2 separate regions of the Homo sapiens genome follow, and region 2 is linked to region 1. The links are chromatin loops, found by intact Hi-C in ENCODE. Cell type or tissue: ascending aorta. All regions are shown on one strand. Links, peaks and the distances in the headings refer to the core of each region. The heading gives the core; the rest is flanking DNA.

Region 1 (10,336 bases), core at 1,208-9,207:
TTAAAAACTTGCTGATGAGCTGAGGAGAACACGGAAGGCAGGGCAGCCCTGCAGCATGGGGAGGCCTGCAGAGTTTGAGAGGCTGAATGGGTGTGATCAGAAGGCGAGTGGGTGTGCGTTACACTCCAGATTTCTGCTGCTCCTGCGTGATATAGATGCTGAGACGAGAGCCAGAGGCCATTGTGGGGTGACCCTGCAGCAGAGCGGGGGCAGACCTCCTGGGCAGGGAAGGAGAAACCCACAGCCAACAAGAGCTGGCCAGCCAAGGAGCCGCCCTGGGCCCTGACCCAGCCAAGAGAGACCAGCGGCCCCAACTTGAGTCATGAAGGCCAAAGGGTGGGCAGCCACAGGGCAGGCTGAAGGCTCCATGCTGGAGACCCTGTGCCGGGGGCCAACTCTTCCCTTCCAGTCAGAGGCTGAGTGGCTCCCACTCCTCCTAAAACCATGCCGCAGGGAGGGCGGCTAAAGACAGAGGAGCTGAAGGACAGAGCTTTACTAACAGGACTGTTTAATTCTCACCCCGGATGAGCGTGAAGATGGTTTTCAGCTGCCGCACAGTTGAGGCCTCGGGAAGAAGCCCAGAGAAGAGACAAATTAAGAGAAACCACAGTCATGTTGTGTGAGAAAACGTGTGACACTGCCCATGGCCTGTTTATGGACCGGTCAGCTCAGCAGTGAAATCGCCTGACGCAGGGCCTGCAAGACCAGAGATGCAGTCCCATTAGTGTTGCTGTGGCAGTGGCCACTTTCAGAGGCCTGCTCTGGAGTCAAAGAGCTTCTGATCTGAGCAAGAGAATTTCTCCCCTTCGACTAGAGAAACAGACCAAAGGGCATGTTCCCTGTCATCTTTGGCCGTGACTCTCTCAGAAGCATTTGGAGACATTTGGATGGGCCAGGCTGAGAAACATCACTCCCACAACAATGGCACCCCTCAGCTGTGTTCCAGGCTCTGGGCTAACTCTTCACATGTGTCACTGAATCCTCCCGCCAGCAACTCTCTGAAAGATTTTGTTATTCACATTTTATAGATAAAGCTATGAAGCCTGAGTGGTTTCCTGGGATCTGCTGTCAGGCAGCATTTGAATTCAGTGATGTAACTGCCTGTGCTGGGCACTTAACCACCGCTGACACTGCCTTTCATCATTCTGCTTCAAAGTTCCCCCTTAAAACTGATGCAAGGGCTGGGCGCAGTGGCTCACACCTGTAATACTTTGGGAGGCTGAAGTGGGTGGAATACGAGGTCAAGAGATTGAGACCATCCTGGCCAACATGGTGAAACCCTGTCTCTACTAAAAATACAAAAATTAGCTGGGTGTGGTGGTGGGTGCCTGTAATCCCAGCTACTCGGGAGGCTGAGGCAGGAGAATCGCTTGAACCCGGGAGGCAGAGGTTGTAGTGAGCTGAGATCACGCCACTGCACTCCAGCCTGGCGACAGAGCGAGACCCTGTCTCAAAAAAAAAAAAAAAACTGACGCAAGATCTGGTGAAGCATTTTATCAAAGAAAAATACAAAAAAAATTATTATCTTTTATTTGTAAAAAAAAAAATACATGCCTGTTTCACTATAACAAGGATGGCGACCATGGAACCAAAGTGATAAAGAACCTGAATGAGAGCTCATTTCAGACATTCTTCCCCCAACACACGCCAACACCAGCAAATGCAAGGCTTCAGCATTGTTGGTTATGTAATTGTTCTCCAAAGACATTATACCCAGCTCATCTCAGAGTGCATGCTTCCGCTTGCCTATCCATCCAGGTTTTCTTCTCACAATTACTGAGCCTACCACATGCCAGGCACTGGGGACTCAAGTGACCTGGCAGTTCCTCCCCTGGAAGAGTTCATGATCACGGCAGAAGCATCCCCAGAGCACCATGCACACAGGTACCAGGACGGCAACTCTCCGCAGCCTATACTTTCTCTTCCTTCAAATCTCAACTTAAATGTCACCTCTTCAAGGAGTCTTGCTAGTCGGTCTTACTCTATTTTTCTACCTCAGTTCCTTGATACCGAAGGAAATATCCTCCAAAACACAACTGACAATTTTTCTTTCTTTGTCCTTTAACTCGTGAGTGTGTGCGTGTGTGTGTCTGCTGCCTGTGAAGCCCCACTACAATGTGGTCCCATAAGGGCATGAGCCACACTCTCTTATTCACAAAGGTATCTCCAAGGCATGACACATCCTGGGTGCTTAGTTTGTTGATTGAATGAAAAAAAGTTGCAACCAGATAGTCAAGAGCCTTGAATGCCATGCTAAGAAGTTTGGCCTTTGGCCTTTAGGCAGTGAGAAATAACAGGAAATGTGATCAGGGGCAAGGCATGAACAGATCTGTGAATGGGAAGCCAAGGATGGCCATGTTGTGAATGAGGTAAGGGGAATAAGCTACAGAGAGAAAAACTAGAAGCAATTGCCATGGATAAGGCTTGAGAATTTGCTGGCCTGACCTGAGACACTGATGGAAGGAATATTTAAGAAATATTTAGGTAGAATCATTTGGAGATGCCTGTGGGAGTGAGGGAAAGGGAATATGACTAGGGCATATTAAGTGGCTTGGGCTATTTTGTAACCACTGCACTGTCATTAATTAAGCAAAGGCAATGGAAGAAGGAGAATGCAAGACGTCCACCGTGGGCTGTTATCTGCAGAATGTCCTGGAAGATTTCTTGGAGGTGATGGGAGCTTTGAATGCAAAGACCAGGGTGGAGGCACAGGGCAGGATTTGGGAGTCCTGGGTAGAATGTGAGGCAGACCAGCACTCCCAGAGAGCATATATGCATTTAAGACAGAACCACCTAGGACAGGCCCCTGAGGACACCACACTCCAAAAGGTGGTGAAAGGCAGAGAAGCCAGGGCAAGATACTAAGCAAGAGAAGGAGAAAGAAGACCCAGACACCAGCGTTATTATTGAAACCAGAGGGGCAAGAATTGTCCAGAGTGGGTTGGAAAGTTCCGCTGCCCACTGGGCTGAGAGTCCAGCAGAGAATGTGGTAGAGACCCAGTCTTGGGCAGACACTCGGCCGCAGCCGCAGCCAGCAGCCAGCAGCATGGCGAGTGTGGTGGACCAGGTCTCCTGGGGGTTAAAGGGAACCCAGATAGCAGGAATCTCTGAATCAGTAAAAGTCAAGTCAAAAAAGAACAACATTCACAGCTGACCACACGGCCTCAGGCCACCGCAATCAGGTGTGGGAGGAGACCATGGACAAGCTTTTCCAAGGTTGTTTTGGTGGAGGGGTGGGCTAGATGGGGTACTGCAGAGGGCTGGGGATGCCTGAGAGGTGTTGGGGGGGTGCTGACATCCTTCAGAAAGCTGGGCTGTGCAGAGAAGCAGAGAACGGGGCGGGAGCAGGTGGATGGGCAAGATTCTCCAGGGAGAGAGAACTTAGCAAGTTTGGGGGCTGAAGGGAAAGATTCAGTGGACAGCATCCTTGCCCTCTTGAAAAGTTGTTGTTTTTTCCTTTACATTAGAAAATACCTGCAGTAGGCCTGGGTGCGGTGGCTCACACCTGTAATCCCAACACTTTGGGAGGCTGAGACAGGTGGATCACCTGAGGTCAGGAGTTCAAGACCAGCCTGGCCAATATGGTGAAACCCCATCTCTACTAAAAATACAAAATTAGCTGGGCGTGGTGGCACATGCCTATAATCCCAGCTACTCAGGAGGCTGAGGCAGGAGAATCGCTTGAACCTGGGAGGTGGAGGTTGCAGTGAGCCAAGATCTCGCCATTGCACTCCAGCCTGGGCAACAAAAGCGAAACTCTGTCCCAAAAAAGATAAAAATAAAAATAAAAAAAAATACCTGCAGTAACAAAATAAAATGTGAGTTCCTCCTCAGCCACCCCATCCCACTCCCCAGGGGTAATCATTTTTTCAGTTTTCTATCTATGTGTCTACACATAGATATATGATTTTTAAATTAAGCCATGGGATAATTCTGGATATATTGTCCTGAGGCTTCCTTTTCCCCACTCATATGTGTACATGTGTGTCTAGTGCTCTTTTTCTTATGGCTGCCTGCTATTTGCTTAGACCCATAACTTATTTTATCACTCCATTCTGAAGCAACATTGTTTCCAAATTTTCACTATTACAAACAGCACTGCAGTGAATTTCATGCATTGATGTTTGGGCACTTGTGTGAGTCCTTCTATAGGACAAATTCTTAATGCTGGAGTTGTCAGTCACGGGGTCTACACATAAGTATGCTGTTTTCCTTGAAGGGCTTCTTGGATTGGTCTGCTCTTCCCTTATGGACTGGGAATGAAAAATGTGGGGAAGAAGATAGATTTCCAAGGAGGCATGTAAATGGAAAACAAGGCTTTAAAGTATCCCAACTGAATAACAGCTTTTTTTTTAATCAAGATATTGTGGGTTACTATATTTATACATAGTAACACTTATTAACCTGATAAGATGGACCAGGTAGAAATAACTCTCAGAGAGGTAACAGTCTGCTCTTCTCGGTTTAACCATCCATTTTCTATGGCTAGAGTCAATATTGGAAGAAGATACTGGTTCCTGAGGGCACATTTAGATGTGTTAAAAGAGTTATGATGTGGGAAATTTGTTCACAGATTTCAGGGAGATCAAAGACTTAAGTCCATTAGAAATTTTAAAAACAATTATATTCCTAGGACTTGGTATTTAATATGTGAAGTCATCAGTTTAATTATATTTTCAGATCATTCTTTGGCACAGAGTGAGGAAAACCCTCCCTCACTCTTGCAGAGAACGCAAAAACACTCAGGAAAAACAAAGCTGAAGTGTAAACAGTCTCTTTGCAAGGGTCCTCTGATCTCACCAGCGCGGCCAGCACACTGAGCTCGGAGCGCCCTCTTCTGGCTGCGGGCTCCCCTGCACCAGCCTGGCTCCCGCCCACAGGATAAGTCGGGTTTTCAGTGTTTGGAAAGCTGCTCTGGCTCTCCCGTTCCAATATCAGCACATCCTTCAGCTTCTTCTGCTGTGGCCACTGAAACCCCAAGATGTTCTTTCTCAATATTTGTGCAATATTTTCAAGTTACTCTGGGCTCTGCCTCCTCTGTAAGAAGGATTTCTTGATGACTAGTTTTTAAAAACACCCTTCTTAGATCTGAGTTAAGCTATTGGGATTGCAGTTACGTTTGTTAACTGTCGGGAATTAGTAATTTTGGATAAGCAAGAACTAGATCTAGAAGCCAAAGGAGAACAGCAAGCAGGTCTATGTGTCATTACCCAATGCCTGTGAGCAAAGTATGGCTGAGATTGACGTTTTCTGTCCACTCTGGAAAGCTGTCAGAACCTTAGGTCAGCCTCATAGTTCTTGTATTCATTTAACAACTATTTGCTGAGTACCTATGGTGTGGTGGGGAGTGTGCTGGGAGCAGGTCTCAATGGTGGACGAGATGAGGGAAGGGCCGCTTCACTTATTATGTGTGATACCTAGGCAGTGTTAATATTGCAAAATGCTTGGAATTTTACAAGCGTCATAAAGGGTTACCGAAGCCTCCATCATGTTCTTTCAAATTCCCAGTTAATCTATCCTGTGCTGCTATTACCACGTTGAACCAAGTTAATCCTCTCAACTCAGCAATGGCTCCTTCCTAACTTCTTGAAAGGCACCATTCGGTCCTCCAGGGAACATGCTTGTAATCTGTTATGATAGGAAGGAGGAAGCAGCATAAACGAAAACAGTTTTTCCAAAGAACTGACTGTTTTCCTTGGAGCTGGGGTGGGCCAGAGCTGAGGCCCGGCCCTGTTTGGATGTGGGAGCCTGCGGTTACCTGGCTCTATCTTCATCAACCCTGCTGGGTGAGCCACAGGCCTGCAGCCCTCTGCTCTCCCCTGCCTGCTCCTCCTGCAGGTAGAAGAGAAGCCCCTTCTCCCTCTTTCTCTCTCTCAGTCCCGTGTGAATGCCTGGGGCCCACTCGCCAGGCAAAGGGAGATTGGCCCCTGGAAGGAGCCAACCCTAAAGAGGGAGTGTTTCCTTCCAACGAGGCCACAACATTCATGGAGTCGAAGACAGCAGATGGCAGCCCTGGTGGAAGAGCCAGGCAATGTCATCCAAGACAGATAAGGAAAGGACACAAGGCCAAGGGCTGGAAGGTATCAAATCGCAACACAATGTCCAAGATTCCACTAGTTATTTATGCCCCACTTTTGCTAAAACTTCAGATGAACCTCGAAGGGGCAGACATCCTTTCTTCCTCACTTATCTTGGCTTTATAACCACAGCTTGATATTTCTTTGGGAAAAGTAAGAATCTTTCTACTATCCAAAGTTCAATGAACTATCGAGCAGTTCATTATAAGTGAACTTGCCTTCTTAAAGCTAACGTTCTCTCTAAAATCATTGAGTTCCAAGAAGGTGGTACAAAAGGATTGTATTTTGTGAGCTTGCTGCATCAAAAGTCCCCAAATTTCATGTGCCCTTTCCCAAATTATGCTGTTCACTTAAATGCATTTTAACTCTCCAGATATTTATTGAGCTGAGCACTGTGTTAGAAAAAGACCTGGATGCTGCCCTCAGGAAATTCACAGACCAAAAGATGAGATAGATGAATAAACAGATCATGTCAGTCCAGCATGGTAAATGAGATGTTAGAATTACATACAAGGTGGAACTTTTCTTTTTTGAGACAGAGTCTCGCTCTGTTGCCAGGCTAGAGTGCAGTGGCATGATCTTGGCTCACTGCAACCTCTGCCTCCCAGGTTCAAGCAATTATCCAGCCTCAGCCTCCCGAGTAGCCGGGACTACAGGTGCACGCCACCACGCCCAGCTAATTTTTGTATTTTTAGTAGAGATGAGGTTTCACCATGTTGGCCAGGCTGGTCTTGATCTTTTGAACTTGTGATCCACCCACCTCAGCCTCCCAAAGTGCTGAGATTACAGGCGTGAGCCACGGCACCAGGCCCAAGGTGGAACTTTCAAGCCTCTGCCCTCATGGTCTGGAGGGAGAGCCTGACTTAATCAGAAAATACAAAAATAAAAGTAGAATTTAAGCCCCAACCGGTGTCGTAGAAGACAGGCAGGCAGCACAATGAGAGCTGAGGGGTAGAGGAGGACATCCCTGAAGAAGTCACAGCTGAGATCTGAAAGATGGGTCAGGGTTAATTCGCTGTAGGGGGCAGTGAACAGTGGTCCAGGCAGTGAGGAGAGTGTGTGCAAAGGAACTGTGGCAGGAAGGCACGTGACGTATCCCAGGGGCCAAATCAAGGCTGGTATGGCGAATGCACAAAGCTAGAAGGGGAGACTGGGAGGCCGGGCTGGAGAGGTCAGCAGGGCTGGACCCCATGTAGCATCTGGTGGACCACAGCCTTCACTTCTATGTGCTCCTTTCCTCTTCTGCCTGAAGGAATCAGAACAGCACCTACCTCATAGGAATAAGTGAGTCCATTTTTGTAAGGCACTTAGAGGAGGGTGCCGCAACTACCGGCTGCCGTGACTGTTGTAATTATCCCCCTCGTCATCCTCGCCAGGTTGAGCTGGTGGAGGAGGACCCTGCTGGCTCAGGTCGGATGTGTCTTTTTAACAATTCACACTCGATATGTGGGCACAGCTCCACAGAGGTCTCAGAGGCCACAGAAATGAGCATAAACTCCTGTAAAGGTAACCGCTGGCTTTCTGGAGACGCTCTGCATGAATGACTGGCTGGGCTGCCGACCACAGGGCTCAAAACAGCCACCAAGAGTTTATCCCCAAATACCCAGGGAAGAAAACGAGACAGAGGAAGGAGGATGGAGCCTCCCAAGAGAAGGCTGTCTATAAATGGAAAGTGACACTGAAAGAAAACAAATCTTATTTGATGTGAACCCATTTTTGACTCTGTCTGGAAATCCAGGGCAGAAGGAAGTGGAGGGGACAGGGAGTGAGTGAGCAGATGTGCCCAGCATGAGCCTGCCCGCCCGGGGCCTGGCGTGGACACACGTGTGCACTATGACGAGGTGATGAGGAAGGGCTGCGGCCACCGCCGAGGCACCCACTCCTCCAGCCAGACCCAGACAGACGCAAGCACTACTGGGCTGCTTCTGTGCTGTGATGTGTGCCAGGCTGCACGTGTGGGCCCAGGGCTGAGATGGAGAGTAGTGGCCTGGGGTGGGCACAGGCAATGTGGGGAGAAGATTCAAGGGGACTGCAAAGAACACCATGGGGCTCCTGGGCCCTTCTGTTTCCTAAAGGGGGTCTTCAGGGTAATTAGCTCACAGGGTCCTTGTGAGGGGCCTTGAATGGGATGACCTACACAGGAAGGGCCTAGTAAGTAATGAATCAGCGCTCTCTTCAGAGCAGTGCAGAGCCTCCATCACCCAAGGCTTCTAGGTCCAGTTCTAAAACTCACCTGCCCCATAGCACTAGGTGACTTCTGAATGTCCCAGCGCCTCTTGTGTTTCTTCATCCTCAGCCATTAGAGAAGAACTACGACCTTACAATTTAAATGGCTCTACTTCAAAAACGTTAACAAGAAGAAGCACCATTTGGCAACATGTTTTTACTATGTGCAAACACTGTTAAGAACCTTCCCAGGAGGTTATAGCCCAAATAATAAGACCTGGCTTCAGAATGTCTGGGTTCAAATCCCAGACCCATTCCTTCCTGGACATGTGGCCCTGAGCAATTATTTAACTTCTCTGGGTCTGAGTCTCTTTGTCTGGAAAATGGAAGTGCTAATAATTCCTCCATTGCAGCGTTCAGAAAGGACTATGTGAGGCAGTGCAGAAAGAGGCATTTAATAGAGCGCATGGTACGAAGCACTTAATAAACGTTCATGTTTATCGTTATTACAAATTCTCTCAGATTAGGCCACCTATTACCCCTGTACTACAGCCCAGAAATTTGAGGCTGGAAAGAGGTTAAGTGTCCACATGGTGGAATATTATTCAGCACAAAAAAAAAAAAAAATGAGCTACCAAGACACAAAAAATATATGGAGGAATTTTAAAGGCATATTACTAAATGAAAGAAGACAATCTGAAAAGACTATGTTCTGCATGATGTCCACTATAAGACATTCTGGAAAAGGCAAAACTATGGAGGCAGTAAAAATATCAGTGGTTTTCAGGAGTTAGGAGGGAGGGAAGGATGGATTGGTAGAACATGAAGGATTTTTAAGACAGTGAAACTACACTGTAGGAAACGATAATGGTAGATATACGTCACTATACACTTGTCAAAACCCATAGAAGGTATAACACAAGAGTGAACCCTAAAATAAACTATGGACCCTGGGTGATAATGATGTGTCACATAGCTTCATTGATTGTAACAAATGGACCAGTGTGGTTGGTGGGGAGTGCTGTTTAGGGGTGGGACTGGGGAAGAGGAATTCTCTGTCCTTTCTGCTCGGTTTTGCTGGAACCTGAAACTACTCAAACAATAAAGACTATGAATTTCAAATAAAAAGGTAAAAAGGTTAAGCAACCCAGCTCCTAAGAGGCAGAGATGAGATTCAAATCTGAACTCAGAGCCAGGGGTCTTGCCCACTTTCCTAGGCAAGTCGTGGTGGGTTCAGGCTCCCGTGGGTGATGAAGGTTACCCAAAAGAAGGAGGTGGAGACCCAGGGAGGAAAGATACCAGGTGCCCCTGGGTTATCACTGCACCCTTCTCGGTACTCAGGCAGGATCCCCAGCCCTCGCAGCCGCCTTCCTTCACCTCTCTCTGAGCAAAAGCACGAATAGGGAGGAGACATTGAAGCTGCGTTTGCACCACCCTCCCATTAACACACTTGGCTCTCAGTGGGTGTTGATTTGGGCTGTGTGCACGCTAGGAATGAGTATGAGTGTTAAACTATATATTTTTACTTAAATTTTAAAATGTTCACCCTTCTGACTTGCTCCCCACCCCACCATAGGAAATCTCCATGTCCCTCCTGAATGCATTTCTGGAACCAGCTGCTTAAGACTGTTGCTCGTATTTTCCTGTGAGAATAATAGAGTAATGGGGACTGCATGTTTCGGATTTCTATCAATTAATACTACAGCAATATCCAGCTACTTTAACTACTGCTATAGTTTCAAATAATGAGACCACAGTATACATAGTGTGTGTGTGTGTGTATATATACACACACACACATATAAAGTGTATATGCATTGATTATAAAGGGGTCAAACAATAACAGTCATGAGCATCATTCTCCCTGCCATCATCATTTATTGGCCACTTAAGAAGTTTAGGTTCTGGGTTAAGCAGGTTACTGAAGCCTTAAATCATTTGATCTTCTTAAAATTCCTAGGAGGTAAGTACTGTAATTACTACCCTTCTGCCGATGAGGAAACTGAAGCTCAGAGAGGCTACATAACTTCCCAAGGGCACACAGCCACTAAGTGAGTGGTGAGGCCAGGTTATCAGAATTCACAGACCTCGTT
Region 2 (10,336 bases), core at 1,146-9,145, 210 kb before region 1:
CTGCATGGACAGCAGCTGCAGCTCCTGCTCCTGGACTGCCCTCCCACACGCTGTGATGACACGGTCCCGAGATAGCTGCGGTTTGTCCAAAGCGCTCTGCTCTACACCAAAAGAAGGCACTTGGGGTGGAGAAGGGGAACACAGGAGCCAACAGTCTCCGATCTCTCCCTCGTTCAGTCACTTTCACAGAATGGTCCTTACCAAAATGTCAAAAGATGTTGGCAGGGGACTCAGGCATCTGACAAAAATGGCCAGCCCAGGCTGAGGCTATCCCTCAGAACACAAATCACAAAAGGCAAGCCAGGAAGGAAACAGATGCACCCAAAAGCCAGAACACCGTGGGCAGGAAGGCAGGAGGAGGCTACAGGTAGACACAAGAAAAAAGGGAAAGAATAATATTTTAGAGTGGAAGACAATGTTCTGTTAGAGCCTCCAAATGTGTGTGCATCAAATGTGGGTGTGGTTATACACATTCCCATTTTAGTCAGAATGTTCCCTGATGAGAACGCACAAAGTCTGCACTAAGAGTAACACAGGTTTGCCTTTCTACCCACCCGACAATCCTGTGCCTCCCCCATAAGCAAGAGAAACTCAATCATCTCAACAAAGTGGAAACAGGTGAAATGCAAGCCAGGCTCGGGAAAGCTCCCAGCACACACCTGAAAAGCCGCACTGCCAAGGGCAGCTGCCAGGAGGATCAGGGAGTGGCTGGTCATGCACAACGGGGCCTTTGTGAGGCTTCTGCACAGGGGCACCCATTGAACCAGGGCAGGGCCTGTTAGCTTATGACCAGCAGGTGACCTGATTTCCTTGTCCACTGGCACAGAGCACACCCTGCCACAGTGCAAGCCTGAGAAGCAGTGAGGACCCCATGAAGCTGAAGGACAGGCCGATCCCCCGATAGACGATTAGGTAATGACTGCTGGTATGGAGTCAGTATTGGGCTTCAAGCCAATGAGGAAAGCTGGGTAGAGCGAGAATCCTGATGAATGGACCTGAAAAAGGAACTCACCTCAGGCTTGATAGAGGAATTTTTCAGTACAGCTAAAGTGGACACCTGTCCTTTTACTTGTTTGGAATCCATTCCCCAGACTTTGGGACAGCATCTCAAGCTTGTTTTGGAGAACCTCCCTTCTCCACTTGCATTCTATGGGGTGATGGTGACAGGGTGATCAACCCCAACCCCTTGCCCCCACCCCAATCCCACAGCTCCTGGGTTCAAGTTCCAGCTCCAACATAGATCAGATATGTAACCAACCCTGGGTTAGTCATAAAGTCTCAGTTATCTCATCTGACGGAGGCTGTCAGCCCGTGGGTTAGGCAGGGAGGATCCAGTGAGAAACACTGTATAGGCACTCTGCACATCACAAGACTCAGTTCTAGGTATAGCTGGGCTATTCTTTCCTCATATATGAATCCTCCAGTAAGAGGAACCAGGAAAGGTAAGCATGAATAACTGTTTGGAGCTCGGAGAAGTTAAAGGACTGACCTAAGAGTGCAAGGCCACTAAGGAGAGGACCTGTGACTTAAGTCCTGTGAACTGAGATCCTTGTAGTATGTGGGAACACCATACCACTTCACCCCATTAAGGTAAACCCTCTATGTTACTTGAGAGATTGAAAACAACACTAAAAAGAGAACTCTCTACCTAAAAACCATTGCTTCTTGCCAATTTCAATCCAGTAAGATTGGTGGTATCTTATGTAGATTTTCACCTTGGATATGGAGCAGCCCAAAGATTTATTTCAAGAGCTTTCCCTCTGATGCACACAGGAATCTAACACACACATTCCAATAAGAGGAGAGAGAAAAGAGAAGAGGCTGGCACTGGTGCTGGGTGCATGCCAAGCGTCGTGGCACCCTCCTCATATAACCCTGCTGTTTCATGTGCAGGCAGTGCAAGACACAGCAAGGAGCCAAGCAGAGTCAATAATATTTACTTTGCAGAAACATCTGTTGCTAGAAAAGCAGAATGCTGGCCAGAGTGGAGGGAAGTCATAACTGCCGGCATCTGGGGAGGCCAAGTATCTGCTTTCCAGAGTAGGTAGGGCTGTGCTTCTCTGAGTGAGGGGACCAGATGGCTAAGAAATATGGAAGCAGCTAGAAGTTTGGGCCTTGAGAGACTGCTCCCAGAGCCACCTGCTCACTCAGGGACTAGAGGAAGTGCCCTTCTTTTCTTGGAGATGCCAGCAGATATTAATCTGCACCGGATTTAAGAGAATTTAACCCAAATAGATCCAACTTTCACTAACACAGAAGGTTTACCATAATTTTTTAAAAATTAGAATCTACCTTAATTTTATACAAGTTGTACCAGTAATACCACAAGTCAAGCCATTTCCTTTTTCTCCTTGGGTAAAACTTAACATACATGTGCACACACAAACATGGACTCAGGTAACCTTACTACTGTATTTTCAGTGCATCTATTGCCTTTGTGACCTCCAAAGTTACCAAAATTGTGTATTAACTACCCTTGAAATGTTTTGCTGCTCAGTCACATCTTTCCCTTTGGACTTAGAAAGTGATTACAGTTCCGGGAGGCCAAGGCGGGTGGATCATGAGGTCAGGAGTTCGAGACCAGTCTGGCCAACATAGTGAAACCTCATCTCTACTAAAAATACAAAAAAAAATAAAATAAAATAGCCGGGTGTACTGGTGTGCACCTGTAATCCCAGCTACTCAGGGAGGCTGAGGCAGGAGAATCGCGTGAACCCGGGAGGCTGAGGCTGCAGTGAGCCGAGGTTGCACCATTGCACTCCAGCCTAGGCGACAGTGTGAGACGCTGTCTCAAAAAAAAAAAAAAAAGAAAAAAGAAAAAGAAAAAGAAAAGAAAAGAAAGTGATTACAGCTCAGAAAGGCCATCATTGAGGTTAGAACTTGCAACAGGATTGGCCTCATGGCTGCCTAAAGTTCAAGAATACCAAAGTCCCCGGGCCTTGTTAATCTCTTCCTTTCCTGGACGCCAGTTACTCTCTGTGCCTCATCACCTTGTATTTGGAATAATTCTGGAACTAGTCATGAATGGCTTCATGTCACAATGCACAAAGAGTGCCTCGGACAGGGCTGGACACAGTGTCCCTCCAAACCTGTTGTACGATGTGAGCGGGCAAGGAAACACAAGCTGGCTTACAGGTGGAATACCTGAGAGTCTCCAGAGAGGACCCATGACAGACAGCTGAGACATGGATGGACACGAGCCCCAGAGAGACTTCAGGTTTAGCCCACACCCCCATTCCTAGGTCAAACTCAACACACTCAAAACAAAACTCTCTCTACTCAAACACCCTCTGCCACCCTCTCCCCAGAGAGCCAGCCGAGGGCCTCTTCCTGCATCCCCAGTGTAACGAAGGGCACCACCATTCACCCTGCCGCACAAGTCACCAGTACATGTCATCCTCTCACACAGCAGGCTCCCTCATGTGCCATGTCCATTCCCAAGTCTCCTAAGCACATCTCAATTCTGCCCACTCCTTCCCATCACTATCAGCAACCCCTAAACAAAACACCTCCATTTGCCCAGATAACTGCAACTGCTCCTCTCTGGCCTCCCCACATCCACTTTTGTCCGTCAAATCAGTTCTCCACCCAGTTGTGTCAATACCAGCAGTGAGCCCTGTGATGGCTTCCCAGAGCTCTGGAGGTGAAGACGAAAGTCCCTCCCAAGGCCTGAGAGGCCCTGCAGGGTCTGGCCTCCCCACACCCCTCTCTGGGCTCCAGCTGCTCCAGCCTCTGCCAGTTCCCGGGGCATGCCCAACTCCTACCTGCCACCACATGCCACCTCTGCCTGCAGCCCTTGGCCCAAAAGTTCTTTCCTCCAGGAAGCCTTCCCTGACTTCTCTAATCAGGCCAAACCCAACCCTATTTCTCACTCTCTGAGTACTATACTATAGATCTTTTCTTCAGAGCAATTTTATATTTGTTCAGGTAATTCTTCTCTTCAAGTAATGCCTCCCCAACTAGTACATTCTATAAGGATGAGGATCATATCCCTTCATGCTCACCACTCTATCCCCAAAGCCCAACACTCTACTGCTTGACTGAGAGCAGGTATTGCAGAAAGAACAAAGAGAGAGGAAGTTGGGCACTCCATAAGTCCATTAGCCTTCATCAGAGGTGAACCTCCCAACTCAATGTTTGACATGTGAAAAAAAAAGCAGGTAAGTTAGGACAAACTCTCCAACTTATGTAAGTCTGGCTAGAGCCTGATATATATGTGGGAATGTGCTTCCTATTAGCATGTGACCACCTCCCTTCATGTTGTCCATTGAGGAAGAGTCCCACAGAGCTGGAGGGAGAGCTACCACCAGCAGGAGCATAAAATAAAACCTCACCTATACCAAGGAAGCTGGAGAAATGAGCTACATACAACCCAACTGCTGGCCACAACCAACTGTCCTCTCTTAGCCCCAGCACAAGCCCCAGGTTGCAGTTAAAATGGTTTAAGGAAGAGTCCCCAGAGATCGCTCTTTTCTTTCTCCCCGTATCTGGGAAAACTGAGAACATATCCAATCAGAAACTGTGCTTGGAGAGAGGCATTTCCAACGACTCCCCATTTCCCCAAGTCTGTATGTAGCAGTTTAAACCTAGTTCGATGTGCTTCATTATAAGAAAAGCAAGTTACAGTCCCTTGTAAATACCATTCTGCAGCCCAGACTCCTGGCATTGTACTAGCAAAAACAAACAAAACACACACACACACACACACACACACACACACACACACACCCTGTGCAAATCTTAGAATGAAACAAAATTCTCCATAGCATTTTTCTCGTTTCCGTGACACACGGTCTTACCTGTGGCCACTAGGTGGCAATCAACTATATCAGAGAACACCTTGACCAAGCAGCTAATTTAAACAACAGCTAAGACTCAAGGAGAAATGACAGGGCCAGCCTTAAAGGCAGTGCTGAGAACAGATCCTGTCCCACTGAGGAACAAATAACCACCTAGAAATGTCCAGTGGACACTCAGCAACTGAGAGAGGGGCCCTGGCTTCCACATTGGAAGAAGTGCTCTAACACATTCGGAGGGCCTGTGCTCTCATACAGCAAGTCAAGCCTGAGACATGGAGTGGGAGGGGTATAGGGATGAAGTCACCACCACAGTGTCTCTCACATTCTTTCAGATCTGGCTGGAGCAGATTCAGAAAACCTCTTATCTCCCCCAGGCGGATGATGTGCCCACCGACCACATCAGCCACGGTACGTTACATAACATGCATTCTGATCATACATCTGCGTGCTTTTCCTGAGGCCATTTCCCTAAAACAGCATTTCCTAAATGAGGCCATCACCAGCACTGATTCTGGAAAATTTGTTTTTCCAACCAGAGCACTAAGGCTAATGAAATTTTCAGAGTTGATTTTTAAAATGAAATCAAGTAGAATAAAGACGTGCTCCTCTTTCCAAAATGAGGTTTCTAATTCTATTTAGATGAAATACCCCTTAAAAATAATTTGGGCTACCCAAACTCACCTTAATCTACATCCAAATAACTATGAATATATTATATACATTAACTTACTGAATACTGTACCTACCAAGTACTTTAAATCCCTCCATCCTCACAACCATTCTGTTGAGTAGATATTATTACCTCCATTTTGCAGATGGGAAACTGAGGCTCAGAGAGGTTAAATAACGTGCCCAAGATCATGCAGGGAATGAGTGGTAATGTAAGAAACTTGGTCTCTCTGACTCCAAAACTCTTAACTACTACACTATATTGCCTCATTTACTCAAATATTTGAGAATCTGGTATCAATGTATTCAAAGAAATGAAAAGATGGTATGTATACATTCCGTGCCTTAAGGGGAATACAATTTTTAGAAGGGCCTAATCTGTGTGTGCAAAACTACAAAATTAAGGTAGACTGTGCTAGGGCAATCAGAGAGTAGACAAAAATGGCTACAGAAATGCAAGTGGGATATTATTCCGGCTAGGGCCATTGGAGGGGGCTTCCAAAAAAAAAAAAAGAAAAAAGAAAAAGAACAGGGAGTAGCGTTTGAGCTGAACCTTAAAGTTCAGTCCTATTTGGATATGTAGAAAAGGGAAGCGGAAGCAGTCATGGGAAGATGCTATAGAAGTGGAAACATGGAGCAAGGAGATGCGAAATGCAGAACCTACCCAGAAAAAGCAGCAAGTTTAACTAGATGGACAGGAGGTCAGAGTGGGAAGACCGGTTAGAATCAAACCATGGAAGGACCTGTATGCCAAGCTAAGGAATTTGAACTTACTCCCTTAAAGAAATGGGAACTGGATTGTTATACAGAGGAGCAACAAGATCAACTTAAACAACAATTAAGCCTTTTACTAAGGAGCTGGCCCAGAACTTTGTTGGAGACACCTACTGTAACTCCTCCAGCAAGCTTCACTATGAGAATGTGCAACCACAGCCAAGGGGCATTCTCCCTGTAGGTAACTAAATGACAGGCAACACCTCTCAACTTGGACATTTGTGCACAGACCATTGGTCAGCCAGGAGATAAGGAAAGAGTTATAAGGGATTCAAAAAAAAAAAAAAAAAAAAAAACTTCTCCGTGTTGAAAACTCCAAGTTCTGGGCCCACTACGACTTATACATAACTGTATGCAAATAATGTATACAAATACATATGTATTTCCAAAGTGCTGTATTGGCTTTTCCTCATAAGAACATTGAGAGTTAAGTGAAAGCACCTGACCTCTTCTAGATGAAGAAATTAAGGACTGGCTTAATGACAGTGCAAGTCACATAGTAGGTGCTTAATAAACATTTACTGGATCAATGACCGCTGTGTCAAGTGAGTTAGTCAGCATTGGATCTCCGATGAAAACTCAACCCCTAAAGAGCCCAGCCCCAGCTCAGCCCTGGCACAGAGAACTGAGGTACTGTATTTAGAACAACTGCATTCACATGCTGCCCCAAGACATGATAAGACAGCAGAAGGTCACCACAGGAAAAACTCCCTCAAGGAAGACTGTGGACATTTCTTAATGAAAACAAAGAAACCCATTTTGAGAGGGACTAATCAAGTGAGGGAACAAAAAAGAGAGGGTAATTCCAGGCAGCTCAAGTACAAATATCACACACACACGGGGCAAGGGGAAGGTAATTCAGAGGCGTATGACGCGCATTGGCTGCGCAAACATCAGCTTAAATCCCGGTCTCTCACTTCCCAGCTGTGTGGCCTTTGGCAAATTACCCAACCTTTCCAAGCATGTATGTAACTGTGAGGACAGTATGTACCTCACAGGGCTGTTGTGGGAATTCAAAATAGGAAAGACACATGTTCTGGAAGAGAGAGGACAGGGATGCCCCCGGCCCTGCCTTGCTTTCCTTCCCACAGCAGAGGTGGAGTGGAAGTTTACCAGCAGGTTGGAGAAAGGAGAATCAACCAAAGGAGAATCTTAATTACCATAACAATTAAGCAATTTTTGCCTCATTGAGTCACCAGATCAACCCCATTCTTGTGAACTACTAAAAACACACCTGAGTTCCTAAGGGTTTTCTTCAGTGCTCAGAAAACCCCTAATGCTTCTACAAATTTACAATTTCCTTTCACCTCTGGCAGATGAAAGGCAAGGCAAAACCCGGATGGACCATTTTTTAACTAAACCAATTTTTAACTAAACGAACTCAAAGCAGTATGGGTTTCTTTTTGTGAAGTTTATTAAGCTCAAGTCGTGCCTTTTAAATGCACCGGGGAAACAGTGCTATCATCAAATCCTTTCTGTCCACTGCCTGGGGAGGCAGGCCAGCCCCAGATGAAACAGATAAAAGAATGAGTGTGTTAAGACGACATTTAAGACACAAGAGACTGACAGCGTTCACAGGCCTGAAGTACTGGGCTTCCTCAGAAGGTGGAACTTGAGCTTGGCCCCTAAGGTAGACACGTTTCTAGAAAGGGGAGGGGGTGGTGAATTAAGAGGAGACCACACAAGTCAGACCCACTCACTGGGTCAGACTAGGGCTGGAAAAACCGGTAGGGGCTGGTGGGTGGAGATAGAGGGAGATAGAGGTCTAAGAATGGTGGGGAGGGGCAGGTGGAGCAGGGATTCCTCTCTCTCAACACCTCAGCAGTTCTGTTCTGCTCAACACCAAGCAGGTGCGCAGATAGGAGGCAGTGGGGCTGGGAGGGTTGATCCTGGCTTGAGCCTCAAGACTTAGATTTTGTTTCTGGAATGCCTTTTCCTCTGCAGCAGAGACAGCTACTCAAGCTTTAAGGTGCACCCAATCACCTGGGATCTTGTCAAAATTCCCATGTGATCCAGCAGGCCTGGGAGCCCGAGAGTCTACATTTCTAATTCCCAGGTGAAGCCAATGGTGCTGATCCAGGCACCACACCCTCCAAGGCAAGGGTTTGGACTCCCACTCAAGACCCTGACAGAGAAGATCACAGCTTCTTTATTCTCCTAGCACGTGCCTGGAACATACAGGACCTCAATATATATTGGAGGAATGAATGAATAAATTCCTTGAGAGAACTTAAGCTGTTGCAGACAGAATAGAAAAGAACCCAGAAAAAGAACCAGAAATGGCGTGTCTCCTTGTGCAGCCACCAACTATACATGTGAACCTAGGGAGAGTTATGTGACACACTCGGCCTTAAAAGAACTCACTTGAGGCCGGGCGCAGTGGCTCACGCCTGTAATCCCAGCACTCTGGGAGGCCGAGGTGGGCGGATCACGAGGTCAGGAGTTCAAGACCAGCCTGGCCAACACAGTGAAACCCTGTCTCTGGCTAATACAAAAATTAGCTGGGCTTGGTGGTGGGCACCTGTAATCACAGCTACTCGGGAGGCTGAGGCAGGAGAATCGCTTGAACCCAGGAGGCGGGGCTTGCAGTGAGCCGAGATCGTGCCATAGCACTCCAGCCTGTGTGACAGAGCAAGACTCCTTCTCAAAAAGAAAAAAAAAAAAAAAACCTCACTTGAAAACCAAGGAGCCAACCCCTTTCCGTAGCTCTAAGATCCCTCCCAAAGTATCTTTTCTGTGCCTTTTATTTTTAATGGTGAGGTTATATACTGGATATTCCTACAGCAAGGCACACCTCTATGTCATTCTCAAAGAGCAGTTTCCAAAAATCCAATTGAGAGAACACAGACTCTGTTAGTCTCAGCAAATAACCATAGCAACTAATACTCCCCAAATGAAATGATGTCTTCACAATGATGTGCTGGCTCAATTAGATTAAGAGGGTGACGTGTACCATCTGAAAATTTATCGTCGTAAACTTACAGTGAAAGCCAGACCTTCTTGGAAGAGGTTTATAAGTAAAAGAAAGGCCTTGCCAATAAATGGAATTCAGGACAAAGAGCCAGAGAAGTCAAGCAGATGAGGAAATTGGGAAGGACTGCTCTGCCTCTCCAGGTTCACACAGTCAGGGCCCACGCACCCAGACAGAACCCAGAACTTGGTTAAACAGTTAGAAATCTGAGTACCACCACTTCTACCAGGGAGTTATCAAAAGACTGCCATTTTATCCTTGTTCTATGCCTTTCTTCATACATATTACAAAAGGAAAATACTGCTACCTCAGAAAAGTCTGCAGAAATATTTACCAAAATAATTGTAAAACTTTTAAATGAAAAAGAGGACAACTTCAAAATAACAAATTAGGGCTGATAATACATTTCCAGCCAAATTAATTTCTCCACAGGTCATCACAGGATGCAAATCTTTCTGTTACAAGGTTTTCTGACTGGAGTTAGAACTGTGAATGGAAAACTCAACGTCTATAAGTTCTACAACTTACTGTCTTTCCACATCCTTAGGCCTGCCTCTTCCAGGGTCCATGCAATCACATTTGCCCTGAACAAATTTGGGCAAGCAAGAACCTCACTTGAAAAGCAGGAAAAGAGAAGCCAAGGCCTGTCACCTCCCTGTAATCCCTGAGCTTTCTAGCTTTCTCTAGCAAAGAACAAAAAGAAAAAAAGGAACAACAAACAAGCCAACCCATAACCAAGCCCAAAGAATCAGAGTTTCACTGGCATTCAACAGTTGTGAATTCGGAAAGTCACAGACGGCAGAACCTGGAGCCATACACAAGGATCAGAAACCCCTGCACTGTTCCTACCAACAGCTAACGTGAATTTGAGGGCAATCAAGAGAAAAACAAGGTATGGTGGGTAAATCGAGGCCTTCATCCAGCCAAATAAGCTTAGATTTGTGGTTAACAGACTCCCAGCGTTCAAAATCCCATCTCACCCATTTACAAGGTACTCAATTTCCACCTGTGTGAAAAGGCACTAAAGGGAAACCTGCCTCCTGAGGCTCCTGTGAGAAGAGAGATGATGCACTGAAGTGCTTAGCACAGGGCCTGGCCGGCAGCAAACACTCAATAAACCATA

What was found. A loop is a pair of places that touch in the nucleus more often than their neighbours do. Peaks named below come from ENCODE experiments on the same cell type or tissue, not always from the same donor. Only the 100,000 strongest peaks of a DNase experiment are listed, where the experiment ranks them.
Region 2: it touches region 1 in a loop (3-fold over the local background); 2 of 110 quality-filtered maps call a loop at or near these places.

The regions. Positions count from the first base shown.
Region 1 is chr5:142,650,364-142,660,699 of GRCh38, reverse strand. The region is part of intron 1 of FGF1 (fibroblast growth factor 1); the gene reads left to right. Among named protein-coding and RNA genes, the nearest start is that of FGF1, 31 kb to the left of the region's middle. RefSeq lists enhancers at 1-256, 257-757, 4,662-4,956 and a silencer at 4,744-4,793. In ascending aorta, for the core only: a CTCF peak has its summit at 4,845 (motif pointing left); DNase peaks (open chromatin) are centred at 4,839 and 5,289; H3K4me3 peaks cover 288 bases; H3K27ac peaks cover 4,557 bases.
Region 2 is chr5:142,861,681-142,872,016 of GRCh38, reverse strand. The region is part of intron 1 of ARHGAP26 (Rho GTPase activating protein 26); the gene reads right to left. ARHGAP26-AS1 (ARHGAP26 antisense RNA 1) reads left to right here and starts at 3,107. Exons shown (of 6, transcript NR_046680.1): 1 at 3,107-3,217; 2 at 3,928-4,160; 3 at 5,132-5,207. RefSeq lists a silencer at 4,699-4,993 and enhancers at 7,368-7,984, 7,985-8,601, 8,602-9,218. In ascending aorta, for the core only: a CTCF peak has its summit at 4,826 (motif pointing right); a DNase peak (open chromatin) is centred at 4,832; H3K27ac peaks cover 574 bases.